Linked DNA regions of Homo sapiens: region 2 is linked to region 1. A link is an interaction called in ENCODE POLR2A ChIA-PET data of the cell type or tissue named here. Cell type or tissue: A673. All regions are shown on one strand.

The links. Peaks named below come from ENCODE experiments on the same cell type or tissue, not always from the same donor. Only the 100,000 strongest peaks of a DNase experiment are listed, where the experiment ranks them.
Region 2: POLR2A ChIA-PET joins it to region 1 with 13 read pairs; 2 of 35 experiments call an interaction of 5 or more read pairs at or near these places.

The regions. Positions count from the first base shown.
Region 1 is chr12:46,394,050-46,396,549 of GRCh38, forward strand. The region is part of intron 2 of SLC38A4-AS1 (SLC38A4 antisense RNA 1); the gene reads left to right. Among named protein-coding and RNA genes, the nearest start is that of SLC38A4-AS1, 12 kb to the left of the region's middle. RefSeq lists an enhancer at 1,226-1,727. In A673, no CTCF peak of the experiment used is centred here; a DNase peak (open chromatin) is centred at 1,472; H3K4me3 peaks cover 546 bases.
Region 2 is chr12:46,975,666-46,978,165 of GRCh38, forward strand. No RefSeq gene overlaps it. Among named protein-coding and RNA genes, the nearest start is that of PCED1B, 100 kb to the right of the region's middle. In A673, no CTCF peak of the experiment used is centred here; no DNase peak of the experiment used is centred here.

The DNA.
Region 1 (2,500 bases):
TTTGATGATTCAGTAATGGATTCTGGTACAACTAGTTATCCATATGGGAAAAAGTAAAATTATATCCCTATATCATGCCTTGTACAAAAATTAATCACAGGTAGGTTGAAGACCTAAATGTGAAAAGTATAATTTTTAAACATCTGAAAGGAAATCTTGTATCACCTTTGAATACCTAAGAATTTCTTAAACAATGTACAAAAACATAAACATTAAAGAAAAAGATGGATAAACTTGACTGTGTTAAAATTAGAAATTTCTGATGTTAAACAATACCTAAAGAAGTGAAAAGTGAGAAAGAGATTTAAACATATAAAAAATTTTATACACACTGTGTATAAAGAACCCCTATAAATCAATGAGGAAAAGACAACCCAATAGAAAAATGGGTAAAGGATATAAACAGGCAGTGGACAGAAAAGAAAACCTGAATGGCCAATAACCATAAACATAGTGATCAGGGAAACACAAAATTAAAACCACCAGAAAGTAGGATTTTACATTCCCCAGAGATCAAGTATTGGTGAGGATGTAGAGCAAATAAATTTTATGCACTGCTCATGGGAGAATTTCACTGACATCACCACTTTGGAAAACAATTTAACAAAATCTAGTACAGTTGAAGATGAGCCTATTGTATCATCTGCACCTCTACTGCTGGATCTAGTCCCTACAGAAAGTCTCCCAGTACCTGCCACGGTTCCTAGTGCCAAGTAAGAGCTCAGTAAATAGATGTTAAAAGAAGGAAGAAAGGATGGAAGGAAGGGAGAAAGGATGATAGCAAGGAGAGAAGGAAGGAAGGAGGGAAGTAAGGAAGAAGGGAGGAAGGAAGGATAGATATAAGAATATTTGTGTCATTGACTTCTTTTTGCTTTGTTTTGGGTGTTGTGGGACTGCTGCTTTCTTGTCTGTATGGTCTCAAACCACCCTAAAGGTTTGTCAACTCCAGTGGAACTTTGGGAATCTCAGACGATTCACCTCTACCTCTCAGATTTTACTATGAATGGCAGTAAGGATTTTCATAACCGATAAATACATTCTGTAAATGCATTTCCTTACAGAATTCACAATGGTACTTCTTTAAATGGTAAGCTCTGATTGCATATTTGAAGTGAATCTATGTAAGGTGTAAAATGAGATGTACTAGTATATTATGGGTAGCATAAAATATTAGTTATTACTGGATCTTTAAAATTCTATTGGCAAAGAAAGATGAGGACTGATGCCCTGAAAAGATAAAATATTATGTTTTTTTCAGGCATATGAGTAATCAAAAAGCATTTCACTGGTTTGTGAAGAAATGGGTATTCTTTTTAAATAGTAAATAGTCATATGCACTAAGCCAATTTTTAAAATAACATATATTCCCTAGAGCATAGAAAACATGGCAGCTCTTCCCATAGCTGGAAGAATGTGTGGTTACCCTGGCAACACCATTTTAGTTCCTGCTTCCAAGTACCACCTGGTGATTTAAAGTCTTAACAGCTGTGCAGCATCTACATTTCCATTGAGGAAATAAAACGCATTCATGCATCATCTAATGCAGAATTTAAGAAGAAACGAGCTTGCAAATTTGGGGAAGGAGGGAAAGAAATAGCACACATGCCAGCAAAGCCGACTGAGGTTTAAAAACCCTAGCTGCAGTCTTGGAAGTATTCCTGAAGCAGCTAAGTCCACTGCATTAAGGATATGGGATTATAGGCCGATTTCCCATCAGAACTCTAATGTACACATAGTCTCAGTAGCCTATGAACATTTTGTTATCCCATACGCAAAATATGTATTTGTAAGTGGAAATTGGCACTCTCCATCCTAACAGGCATTTTAACAAAATGGTTGTGTCCCCATCACTGTGAGAGGTAGAGAAATATAAAGAAAACAGTGTCCTCAGCTTCATGTTTGTTTCTCAGTGCTTCTAATTTCACCCAAAGTTTTGGGACCTTCCTTAGATCTAGTCATATTGAAAAAGCCAGATCCTTCAATAATTTCCAGTAGAATGAGTTTTTAGGTACTTGAGTGCTGTGGGGAGGAATGACATTGCTGGGCTGTAAGGAGGACAAGGGGCTAGGAAATAGTTTTCCTCTCACAAAATAGAAACTAGGAATAAGCAGTTTAAGGTATATAAAATTATTACTTTCCATTTTTCTCTTTGATTATTGTGATTTATATGTATATTATTAAAAGTTTAGAATAGAAGAAATATATAAACAGGAAAATCACTGAAGATGCTGACATTAATATATTGGGAAATTTCTTTTTTTTTTTTCTTTTTTGAGATGGTATTTCGCTCTTGTTGCCCAGGCTGGTGTGCAATGGCATGATCTCAGCTCACTGCAACCTCCGCCTCCTGGGTTCAAGCGATTCTCCTGCCTCAGCCTCCTGAGTAGCTGGGATTACAGGCAGGCGCCACCATGCCCGGCTAATTTTGTATTTTTAGTAGAGACGGGGTTTCTCCATGTTGGTCAGGTGGGTCTTGAACTCCCGATCTCAGGTGATCCAC
Region 2 (2,500 bases), 580 kb after region 1:
CTAAAGTTGCTTATCAGCTTAAGGAGTTTTGGGGCTGAGACAATAGGGTTTTCTAAATATACTATCATGTCATCTGCAAAGAGAGACAATTTGACTTCCTGTCTTCCTGTTTGAATACGCTTTATTTCTTTCTCTTGCCTGATTGCCCTGGCCAGAACTTCCAATATTATGTTGAATAAGAGTGGTGAGAGAGGGCATCCTTGTCTTCTGCTGGTTTTCAAAGGGAATGCTTCCAGCTTTTGCCCATTCAGTATGATATAGGCTGTGGGTTTGTCATAAATAGCTCTTATTATTTTGAGATACGTTCCATCGATACTTAGTTTATTGAGAGTTTTTAGCATGAAGGGATGTTGAATTTCATCAAAGGCCTTTTCTGCATCTATGAGATAATCTTGTGGTTTTTGTCATTGGTTCTGTTTATGTGATGCATTATGTTTACTGATTAGCATATGTTGAACCAGCCTTGCATCTCAGGGATGAAGCCGACTTGATCGTGGTGGATAAGCTTTTTGATGTGCTGCTCGATTCAGTTTGCCAGTATTTTACTGAGGATTTTCACATCAATGTTCATCAGGGATATTGGCCTGAAATTTTCTTTTTTTGTTGCATCTCTGCCAGGTTTTGGTATCAGGATGACGCTGGCCTCATAAAATGAGTTAGGGAGGAATCTCTCTTTTTCTATTGTTTGGAATAGTTTCAGAAGGAATGGTACAAGCTCCTCTTAGTACCTCTGGTAGAATTTGGCTATGAATCCGTCTGGTACTGGGCTTTTTTGTTGTTGTTGGTGGTGGTGGTGGAGGTGGTAGGCTATTAATTACTGCCTCAATTTCAGAACTTGTTACTGATCTATTCAAAGATTCAACTTCTTCCTGATTTAGTCTTTGGAGGTTGTGTGTGTCCAGGAATTTATCTATTTCCTCTAGATTTTCTAGTTTATTTGCACATAGGTGTTTATAGTATTCTCTGATGGTAGTTTGTATTTCTGTGGCATCAGTGGTGATATCCCCTTTATCATTTTTTATTGTGTATATTTGATTCTTCTCTCTTTTCTTCTTTATTAGTCTAGCTAGCAGTCTAACTATTTTGTTAATCTTTTCAAATCCCCAGCTCCTGGATTCATTGATTTTTTAGAAGGGTTTTTGTGTCTCTATCTCCTTCAGTTCTGCTCTGATCTTAGTTATTTCTTGTACTCTGCTAGCTTTTGAATTTGTTTGCTCTTGCTTCTCTAGTTCTTTTAATTGTGATGTTACGGTGTCAATTTCAGTTCTTTCCAGCTTTCTGATGTGGGCATTTAGTGCTATATATTTCCCCCTTAACACTGGTTTAGCTGTGTCCCAGAGATTCTGGTACATTGTCTCTTTGTTCTCATTAGTTTCAGAAAACTTCTTTATTTCTGTCTTAATTTTGTTATTTACCCAGTAGTCATTCAGGAGCAAGTTGTTTCAATTTCCATGTAGTTGTGCAGTTTTGACTGAGTTTCTTAATCCTGAGTTCTAATTTGATTGCACTGTGGTCTGAGAGACTGTTATGATTTCCATTCTTTTGCATTTGCTAAGGAGTGTTTTACTTCCAATTATGTGGTCAATTTTATAAAGTGCTATGTGGCACTAAGAAAAATGTATATTGTGTTGATTTGGGGTGGAGAGTTCTGTAGATGTCTATTAGGTCCACTTGGTCCAGAGCTGAGTTTGAGTCCTGAATATCCTTGTTAATTTTTCTTCATTAATTAATTGATCTGTTCATTGATCTAATATTGACAGTGGGGTGTTAAAGTCCCCCATTACATTACAACTGTGTGGGAGTATAAGTCTCTTTGTAGGCCTCTAAGAACTTGTTTTATGAAACTAGGTGCTCCTGTATTGGGTGCATATATATTTAGGATAGTTAGCTCTTCTTGTTGCATTGATCCCTTTACCATTATATAATGCCCTGAAAGTGCTTTTTTTAAAAAAAAAAAAAAAAAAAAAAACAAACAAAAACCAGGTAAATAAGGACGTATACACATATAAACACTAAAGCATTAGCGCAAGACTTCTTAATGTGTGACCTTTAATTTATGTCTTTCTATCTAGCGGAATGAGCTCCAACCTTGATAGCTGAGGACTAAAGCAAGAACCAGGACAGAGGGAAAAAAAAGATTTTGTGTAGCACATAGAAGGTTGTGAGAGTTTCTCCCAATAGAAAAGAGTTCCTGCTGGAATTGGGATCTATCCTTTCAGAGTGATCAGTATTTTCTGAGTCTAGGATAAGAGCTGGAATTTTCCTGGAGGTAGATCTTCCTTTTGTTCTAGAAGGAACCACTCTGTGAGCCAGTTTAGTCATAGATCTATAAGGCTGTTTGTTGTCTGGGGGAAAGTCTCATGGAAAGCCCCAAACCAATAAAATGATATTAATGCAGATGTTTCAGAGTGACATGTTGAACACATTTTTTAGTGAAGTTCCTTGGCATGCAATTTTTGGCAGGACTAAGCCTTTGGGAAACCAGAACCACCATGAAGCT